Linked DNA regions of Mus musculus: region 1 is linked to region 2. The links are chromatin loops, found by intact Hi-C in ENCODE. Cell type or tissue: left cerebral cortex. All regions are shown on one strand.

Region 1 (5,000 bases), 150 kb after region 2:
TGTGATATTCCATCCCTACATGGCCTGCAGGTCTAACCACTGCTTTAGTCCAATACACACTAATCAGGGTCTTTCCCCATTAGTTTCTCAGTGTAAAATGAAGTTACATTATTAGCCTGTAGAGTTTAAGCTTGAGGTAAGCCTGGCACACCGCTGCTTATAAACCAAAAGCCCCACAGGCAGAATAACAGGGAAGGCCAAATAAACAACTATTATGATCAGCCTCGGAGGTGGCAGGCACTGAAAACCCTAAACCATTCATTTTTAGCAATTTCTAGGGCGAGGGGCCAACAGTTTGATGCTTCCTCCCATCCCCCAAGAGTCTGAGTGTATGCATGTATGTGTTTGTGTGTGATGTGTGTGTACACACACGTGTTCGTGTGCATAACTGCTTCCAAGCCTTGGTTTAGTGTTTTGTTTTGCTTTTTAGACCGTCTGTCACTTTTGGCCAGGATGGCTGGCCATTAAGATCCTCAAGTCTGCCGGACGGACGGTGGTGGCACGAACCTTTAATCCCAGCACTTGGGAGGCAGAGGCAGGCGGATTTCTGAGTTCGAGGCCAGCCTGGTCTACAAAGTGAGTTCCAGGACAGCCAGGGCTATACAGAGAAACCCTGTCTCGAAAAACCAACCAACCAACCAACCAACCAACCAACCAACCAACCAACCAACCAACCCTCGAGTCTGCACCTGCACCTCCCAGGGGGATCACAAGCATTTATCACCAGGCACTCGCTTCTGAAGTCGCTTTCCGGGAACCAGTTCAGTCCTCAGGAGACTGGGGACACCTGGCCCCTGGAGTGGGAGCTTACACAGCTAGTGGGATGGTGACAGACAGAGGGCAGGTGGAGATGGGCAGCTAGCTACCTGCTGGACAGGGTCCTGAGCCTTCTCTTTTTGGCGACTGGCGCCTCCTCCTGACCTCTGAGAATCCCTGCCTCTGCCGGCCTTGGTCACAGGCAAGCACCTGTGGGCAACTGTCCTTGGTGTTTCTGGATGCAGAAGTCAACTCAAAAAATGGCAAGCCTCTTTGTGATGACGTCGTCACCTTTCGCTTTATGCTTCCCGCTTTACACCAGCAAGAAACCACGGTTTCTTGAAGGCTCAAAATGCTGCCTAGAGAAGTCCCACCAGAGAGCCCTTCCAGAAGACGAGGGCTCTCTGGGGATGCAGCCTCCACCCGGGAACCCTAGGGATGGAGACAGGGAAGAGATGGCGGCGCAGAGGCTCTCTTATGTCCTTGAAGCCACCACCAGGGCGGAGAGGCTCCTTCGAGCCTGTGAGCCCTTCCACAGCCCAAAGGATACAATCGTTGGGGCCGAGGGTCGGCCGAGGTGTCCCAGAAGGACCTGCAGCCGGGCGCCGGCGCGCGTAAGATTCATGGTGGGGGCCAGCAGACGAAACTGCTGCGCCCAGGTCACACTTAACTTACGGCAAGGCCCCGCCTCCTAGTAGAGGGTGGAGTTCTGTCCAAGGGCAGGACACAGCGCCACCTCCCCCAGGCTGGGGGTTGGGGAGCTGGGGATGAGGGAGCGAGCCTAGGCTGTCTGGAGTCCTTGCTCCCCGCCGCTGTGTCTTTGTTCTAATCTGCAAGGTCCGAAATTTTGCGACTGGGGTGATGCAAGCCGAGCAGCCCGAGGCCGTTAGGGATCTGAGCCACCCTTTTAACTTGGTAGTTTTAATCTATGAACAACTAATCTATGTGACTAGTTCTCCCACTAAAAATTAAAATCATCTGTGTTATTCAGAAGAGACATTAAATTTAGCGTGAATTCATCCTAAAATATTAGAAAGTTTGGCTGTTAGTTTTTAAGAAGAGCGATCCACACGGTCTAGGATAACTTACATTACATTTTTGTGTGTGGTGGTGGTAGTGGTGATGGGGTGTGGTGTGTGTGTGTGTGTGTGTGTGTGTGTGTGTGTGTATGTATGTATGTATGTTTGCATCCTTGTTTGTGGAGATCAGAGAAATAATCTTCAGGGAAGTTGAGTCTCTTTCCACCACCTGAGTTTTGGGGATCGAACTCTGATGGTCAGGTTTGTTCAGCAAGCTCCCTTAACCACTGTGTATCTCACCAGCCAGTATAACATGTAAAATTTCTTATGTAGCTAAAAACTGTTTTCTTTAATCCCAGCACTTGGGAGGCGGAGGCAGGGGGATTTCTGAGTTCGAGGCCAGCCTGGTCTACAAAGTGAGTTCCTGGACCACCAGGGCTACACAGAGAAACCCTGTCTCGAAAAAGCAAACCAAACCAAACCAAACCAAACCCAAAACAAAACAAAACTGTTTTCCTAAAGTCTTTGAAATTCAACCACTACACATAATCTCAATCTCTTTGTCTCTCGGTCTCTTAAGAGAGTTACTTCTAGATTGCTTCTAGTTACTCCATAAACATGTTATTGTTTCTTAAATGCTTTCATTAGATAATTTGGTGACAGTGCCATAGTCCAGGAGAGACAAGCAAGTAACCAGCTGGCTACTTCCTGTTTTCAGGTTGCAGAGATTTGCCCTTTGTGCCTTGACCTTTAGGACGAGATTCGCTTAGCTGAAGCTCCCAGGGCCGGCTTGGTCATTTGCTTATCTCCCAACCTCATCTGTCCAGCCTGAGCAACCTGGTGGAAGCCTGACCATGTCCTGAGAGACCGGCTTAATTAGCCCACAGTTTAAAAGCAGGACTGACTGCATTCCCCCCCCACCCCCCACTTGGGAAATAGGTGTGTTCTTACTGCCCTCACCTGGTGCAAAATGGGAACTGCAGGGAGAAGGAAGAAAACAAAACTGAAATTAGTCTGAATTTGGGTCACCTCAAGCAGAATTGAAAGATTAAGACCGTCATTCTGAGGATGACTGGTTTCCCTAAAAAACAGAGAGAATTATGGCTTTGGGGCCTGTCTTAGGGTTTCTATTGCCGCCATGACCATGACCAAAAAAGGAAGTTGGAGAGGAAAGGGTGCATTCGGCTTACATTTTTACTGATCTGTTCCTCATTAAAGGAAGTCAGGACAGGAACTCAAACAGGGCAAGATCCTGGAGGTGGGAGCTGAAGCAGAGAACATGACAGGTGCTGCTTAACTGGGCTCGTTCTCCATAGCTTGTTCAGCCTCTGCTTTCTTCTAGAACCTAGGACCACCAACCCAGGCCACCAGCCCAGGGATAGCACCACCCACCATGCCCTGGGCCTTCCCCATCAATCACTAGTTAAGAAAATGCCTAACATCTGGACCTTCTTGAGGCGTTTTCTCCTTGAGATTCCCTCCTGTCAGCTAACTTTAATCTGTCTTAAACTGACATAAGACCAGCACAGGATGAGAGATTGTGGCACTCAAGATAGAATTTCCTCCTGGCTCTGTGTGTAACGTTTCCTAACCTGTATTTTTGTTTGTTTGTTTGTTTGTCTTGTGGTAACTGAGCTTAGAACCCAGAATCCCCCATAAGAGGCAAGCACACTAACAGTAAGCTATCACACACAATAAAACAAAAATAAAAATAATAAGCAGATAAAGCAAAGGAAATGATTTCATAGCCAATCCTGAAAGAATGATAGATGATATCTGCAGTCCTAGATTCTCTCTCCTGATTTTCTCTAAAGCCCAGGTCATTTCTGAGCTCATCCTGCTAACGAGCTGCTCTTCGCAAGCGGCCACCATGTGCTCATCTAGGGGTTCTGTCTCACTGCATTCTATCCCATGCAATCCTCTGCGTGCGGCCATGTGGAGTAGGCCCGCAGTGGCTTCCTCTCCCTCCTTTTCTGACTGACCTTCCCTCTCCTGAGATCTGTAGTCAGTCCTTTTACATCTTCGTTCTGTGAAAACCAGCTTTCTCAGTCACCTCCTCCAGCCTCAGACTTTAAACTTCAGCCTTCAGGAGAAGATCTCAGATTTGTAACCCTATCTTGGAATGTTAAACTCCAGACTATGTGTCCAAAGACCTCTCTCTGTGTCTCTCTGTGTCTCTGTTTTTCTCTCTGCTTTTTTTTTTTTTTTTTTTTTTTCACTTTGCAACAGAGTTCCCTGGAACTCATTCTATAGATCAGGCTGGCCTTGAACTCAGAGCTCCACTTGCCTCTGCCTCCCAAGTGCTGGGGTCAAAGGTGAAGACCATCACCACCCTCCTTTGTGGGGGATGTGGAGGTCAACCTTGTGAAGGAAAAAGTGGAATGGAGAGAGAAGCGCCACAGGATCGAAGAGCCCTGATCTGCTGTACTTGGGATTTGATCTAAGATGGCTCCCGGAACACCTGTGAGACAGCAAAATGGAACACGGGCCAGATGGTGGCTGCCCCGCCTCTTCACAGAAGTCCTAACAGGTGATGACACTCCCCGCCCCCCCCCCCCCTTTTGAGTGACCTTATTAGGCAGGGCTTTCATTGGGGCATGGTGATGGTATGGCAAGACACAATTGGCTGAGGATTTAAGGGCCTGGCTCACTGTATGTAAGCTTATGCACAATAAACTCACATCTGCACCCTGACGCTGCTCTCTGGAGTTTGAGTCCCAGGATTTATGGCAGGACTCTGTCACCTCTCACCCCTCATCCTGAGCTCTCTTTCCAGATTCTTTCCCCACTGAGATTTATATAAAGAATAAATCCATTTTCCCTCCCAGCCTCTGATCAGGAGTGAAGCTCTGAGACTAGTTATTTATTAAGAAATGCCTAGGCCACTATCGTTGGCTCATTCCCTGACTAGCTCAAAACTTATTTAACCATTCAAACTGCTCTCTGTCTGCCACATGCTTAGTCACCTGTCCTCAGCTTTCTGTCCAAGTCTGGGGCATCCTCTTCATCCTAAAGTGAGGGCAGCTACCCGCTGGTTTATGTTCGTCTCCCCAGCGCTCCTGGGGAAATCTCTCCTGTTACTCCATCCTGAGTTCATCTGGGTGACTTGTTACCTCTGCTCAGATCTCATGCTTCTTGAGTTCATCTGGGTGACTTGTTACCTCTGCTCAGATCTCATGCTTCTTGAGTTCATCTGGGTGACTTGTTACCTCTGCTCAGATCTCA
Region 2 (5,000 bases):
CTCTGAAATTTCACAAACCAGACCTCCATCTTCTGCAGTGTTCTCAACGTTGTCTTCCAAGCTCCTACACAACATCCGACAGAGCTCTTAACAACGGATGGATCTTCAAGCCCAAAGTTCCAAAGTCCTTCCACAGTCCTCCCCAAAACATGGTCAGGTTGTCACAGGAATACCCCACTCCCAGTACCAATTTGTCTTAGTCAGGGTTTCTATTCCTGCACAAACATCATGACCAAGAAGCAAGTTGGGGAGGAAAGGGTTTATTCGGCTTATACTTCCATGCTGCTGTTCATCACCAAAGGAAGTCAGGACTGGAACTCAAGCAGGTCAGGGAGCAGGAGCTGATGCAGAGGCCACGGAGGGACGTTCTTTACTGGCTTGCCTCACCTGGCTTGCTCAGCCTGCTTTCTTATAGAACCAGACTACCAGCCCTGAGATGGTCCCACCCACAAGGGGCCTTTCCCCTTGATCACTAATTGAGAAAATGCCTTACAATTGCATCTCATGGAGGCATTTCCTCAACTGAAGCTCCTTTCTCTGTGATAACTCCAGCTGTGTCAAGTTGACACAACACTAGCCAGTACACCTACATAGCTCCCCATCTAGCTGTTTATACCTACCTGTTAAAAATACATTTTTATGGGCTGGAGAGATGGCTCAGACGTTAAGAGCACCGTCTGCTCTTCCGAAGGTCCTGAGTTCAAATTCCAGCAACCACATGGTGGTTTACAACCATCCGTGATGAGATCTGATGCCCTCTTCTGGGGTGTCTGAAGAATGCTACATTGTACTTACATATAATAAATAAATAAATAAATCTTTTAAAAATACATTTTTATAATAAGCCATTAAACATAACTGTTTCCTTGAGTTCTGTGAGCTGCATGGCAAATTAGTAAAGCCCAACAAGGACATTCTGTAAACCCCAATGTACAGCAGGCTAGTGGGTCAGAGGCTCGGGAAAAACAGCCTGGGGCTTCCCGTTGGCATTGGAAGGCTCAGACAGATCTGCAGGGTGGCATTCTTACCTGTGGGACCTGCCACCACATTCAGGGACATGGTGTCAGAACTCAGTAGAATGAAAGGACATTGGCCAATATGCCCTGCAAATACAACTAGGTGGTGGTCGAGAGGCATGACAAGGGTTCACAGAAGTCTTCTGTGTTAGTTGTGGAGACTATCATAAAAATTACAAGTCCCCATCCCCCCCACCCCGCTCCCCAACACAGCTTTTCAAACCTTCTCTGTCCAGCTTTAGGGTTAACATTTGAGACCAAGTCTTGGAACGGACAGCAGGTGATCCGGTCTATGCAATTAGGTGAGCTGAGTTGAGCTGTCTCTTACTGTGTTGGTGAGGATCCCGACCTCTCCTTCCAACCTGTGTGCAGGTGCACATGCAGTCACAACCATGTGTTCCTTATCTCTCCTTTCATCAGTAATCAAAATTCTTCCCTGGTTATGACATCTCTTTGACCTTGAGCACAAAACCTAATCTCATGCTATCTTCTGAGCCACCCAGGAGCTAGCCAGAGTTTCTACCTAGTTACCTTTCACTGGGGTCTGGTTGTCAAGGTAACGCTTTGCCTGGAGCTCACCCTTCCGATCAAATGCCATCTGTGTCCTGTGATGCCACCTTGCTGATGCCCAGGGGCTGGGAATGCAAACTAGAAGGTTTCTCTACTATTTTCTAGCTTTGCATTCTAGTCTAAGTAGAGGCATCCTCGGCACAGTTAAGACTGCTGAGTGTAATCCGAATCAATCCATCAATCTCACCTGCCTGGGCCATCTGATGCAGCTATATGTTAATGGATCTGGGAGAACAAGAGCTCAAACACATTTTGCATTGTCTTTCTTTTCTTCTTTGGTTTTTAATTAAAGCCTCCAAGAGAGGCTCTATCCCTAACGAACCGCGGAGACAGACCCTGGGGCTCAGGAAGAGCTACAGAGGGGCGGAGCGTTGGGCGTGGCTTTCAGGGGCGTGACCGAGTGGGCGTGGTCTGGGAAATTTCTTGGCTAGGGCGGGAGCGGGCGCTGCGGTCAGCTGAGCGGCGCCTGGCGGGTCGCGAGGCCGCGCGTCACCGTCCAGCTGCCCGGTCGCCGCCCCCCGGCTGGTCCCTGGCGGGCGTCGGCATCCAGAGCTTTGGGACAAAATACCAACGAAGCAGTGACCTAAGAGGAGAGGATCCCTGTGGCCGGTGAGCCGGGCCGGGGGGTGGCGGGCGCTGACTGAGCGCGGCGACTCTCCCCAGCGGACTCCATCCTGGCAGCGGTTCTCGCTGTCGCCGTCTTCCGGAGCCTGCCGCGGGAAGGGTGACGAAGCTGGGGCGGCCCTCCTGTAGGACGGCTGTCCTGAGAAGGCTTCCGAGGCCCAGGCAGACCCTGCCCTGGTGTGACAGGGCGGCGGGGATGGAGGTGGGGGTGGGGAGTGACGGCCACCCCAGAGGACACCCCTCTTTCCCCGGGATAGTAAAACAGTCTCGGCTGGCCGCAGGTGACTTCCAGTTCAAGTCATCGAGGTGGTTTGAAGGTGACGTCCCAGGTTGAGAGTGATTGAGCAAGCAGTCAGTTCATTTTAAGGAGGAAGTGGTTAAGGTACTGTCGCAAGGAATGAAGGTAGTTTGAATGAGGTCGCCCAGGAACAGTGAAGAATAGAGAGACCCCTTGCCAAAGTAACAGGCTTACAGAAGGGTACATTAACTGTTGTGTCTATCTGGGAGAGAGTGCTATATCCATGCATGTATATACACTCTTGGCAGTGGGGGGTCACAGAAAGAGACGGAGGCGGGTGGCGGGGGGAATGTGAGATAATAAGAATGAATTTTTAAAAGCTGGGAAATTTGAAGGAGTTGTTTTTACCACGGGCAATGTGTAAATTGGAGGCAGTAAGCAAGCCTCAGAGGGAAATGAAACCCAGCACCTGGTCTAGCCTGCAGGGTCAGGACTCCTGTGTAGGAATGAATGTATGCCTGAAGTATTTAAGGTTGAAACGGCCAATCTTATGGAAAACCTCAAGAAAATCACATAAGGCAGGCAGTATTGGATCACTTACGCTTTCAGAACTGAATCCAAAGCTGCCCTTTGACCCAAAGCAGCCACTTTGCTCTTTTGACTTAGGGAGCGAAGTTAGGAGCCTATCGCCCATCGCCCCAGGCTGATAATGGGGTAGATCCGAACAGAGCAGAGGCCACTACCAGAGACTGCCTTGGACTTGATTGGACGAGGGAAGTTTCCACTGTGGATCGCGTGTGTATTTGATCTGTTTATAGTGAGCCGGTTTGAGCAGTACTTTATGTAGTGTGTAACACCATGAAAGTAGCTACAGTTTTTACAACCGGCCTGTAAATTGTGTGGGGGAGGAGAGAAAGAGCGAGCGAGAGAGAGAGAGAGAGAGAGAGAGAGAGAGAGAGAGAGAGAGAGACTCAGTCTCACCTCAGTCTTGAGAGGAGTTGGTATGACTTTCCTCCTGGTTATTATCGAGCTCCCGCATTTAAGTAGCCCATACTTTTTCTGGCCATGAACTGTACTTACTCATCCCCAAATCTGCTTGCCTGTAGTTTTGTTATAGAGCCTTAGCATGTTGATGAATTCTTTGGATTTTCTGTAAAATCAAAATCCAAAAGAAAAGAAATTAAGCCCTTTAAATTTTACTATATTTATTATTTCTGTGTGTTTATGTGAGAGGGTGTTGGTGCTTGTATGCACGTGCCTGTCATGGTGTTCATGGGGACCACAGGGGACAGTCTTTGAGAGATCCATGGACATCAGGTTTGGCAGGAAGAGCCTTTACCCACCAAGTCATCTCTCTGACCTGTAAAATCTGTTTTGTTTCGATTTTGAGAAGGGGTCTCACTATGTCTGCCTGGTTGGTCTGAAACTCATTTCATAGACCAAGCTGACCTTGAACTCACAGAGATCTACTTTGCTTCTTCCCCTCAAGTGCTGAGATCAAAGGTGTGTTCCACATGCCTTCCAAAATCTATTTTTCTTAATTAAATTTATTAAAGCTTTTCTTGCTTCTGATTTGGCATGTGTATGATAAAAAAATAATAGAATATAGATATATCCAGATTCTTTGCCGTGGTAGAGAAAAACATTGACATTGATATCTATGGCTAAGTAAGCCCAGAACCTGATTTTAAAAATAAGTTTTAAACGATGCCTTCAAGAATCAGGATGTGAACGTCATAGAACCGCAGGAAACTCATAACAGTCCTAATGTGTGCAGTTTGTGCTCGCACAGTAGAGAGCGTTTTACTTAAAGTAGAGAGTGTTAAACTTAAAGAGACCTCAGTAAGTTGTGTTTGTCATTTCAACATTAACCCAGAGGCTGCTGTGTGCCAGTCTCTAGTAAGAAAAAGACAGAGAGAAAGTAGATGGTAGAAGACTGGCAGTAATTACTAGGAGGGCTGAGGCACTGGAAATACAAATGGTTCTTAGGTGCTCAAAAGCATGGCTTCTCCACAAAATGTCGTCCCTGAGATGGACTTTGAAGTTCTCCCATGGGCCAGACCTCGCCCAGACAGAGGGCACCGAAGAGGCAAGGGCACAGAGGTGAAGAGTGCATGGAACTGTGAGCCCTTTGATGTGGTATTTGTGGCTTTGTGATAGGAGGTGGCATTGATGTGTATGGATAAGTAAGCCCAGAACCTGAAAATAAATACAAATATGTTCTTCTCATAAACCTCTACACCAGTGGGCTCGAAATGGAGAGCGAGGAATGCCTAAAACTCACTCAGCAAGGACCTGGCAATTTGTTTTCTTGTGTGTGTCGCAATGCTGGGGACAGAGCTGTAGACAAAATAGGCGAGAGGTGAACATTGCCAATCATAGGCCAAATAAAAGCCCGAGCTTCAGCCTTTAAGGATGGAGGGGGATGGACCCCTTTGAAGGAAGAAGTGACCAGACTTGATGATTCCTTTAGATTTGGGAGACAGGGGAATGGAAAGAAGGAAGCCTTACTTCCTATGCTCCTGCCTTCAAAACTGGGTTACGTCTGTATT

What was found. A loop is a pair of places that touch in the nucleus more often than their neighbours do. Peaks named below come from ENCODE experiments on the same cell type or tissue, not always from the same donor. Only the 100,000 strongest peaks of a DNase experiment are listed, where the experiment ranks them.
Region 1: it touches region 2 in a loop (2.5-fold over the local background); 5 of 42 quality-filtered maps call a loop at or near these places.

What each region holds. Positions count from the first base shown.
Region 1 is chr2:4,915,451-4,920,450 of GRCm38, reverse strand. Phyh (phytanoyl-CoA hydroxylase) reads right to left here and starts at 1,455. Exons shown (of 9, transcript NM_010726.2): 1 at 1,307-1,455. The coding sequence starts at 1,381. Gm46728 (a long non-coding RNA gene) reads left to right here and starts at 3,995. Exons shown (of 3, transcript XR_001783222.2): 1 at 3,995-4,305. In left cerebral cortex, CTCF peaks have their summits at 1,240, 1,450, 2,552 and 2,754 (motif pointing left); DNase peaks (open chromatin) are centred at 1,451 and 2,713; H3K4me3 peaks cover 1,751 bases; H3K27ac peaks cover 2,254 bases.
Region 2 is chr2:5,061,102-5,066,101 of GRCm38, reverse strand. Optn (optineurin) reads left to right here and starts at 1,985. Exons shown (of 14, transcript NM_001356487.1): 1 at 1,985-2,195. In left cerebral cortex, no CTCF peak of the experiment used is centred here; a DNase peak (open chromatin) is centred at 1,998; H3K4me3 peaks cover 1,581 bases.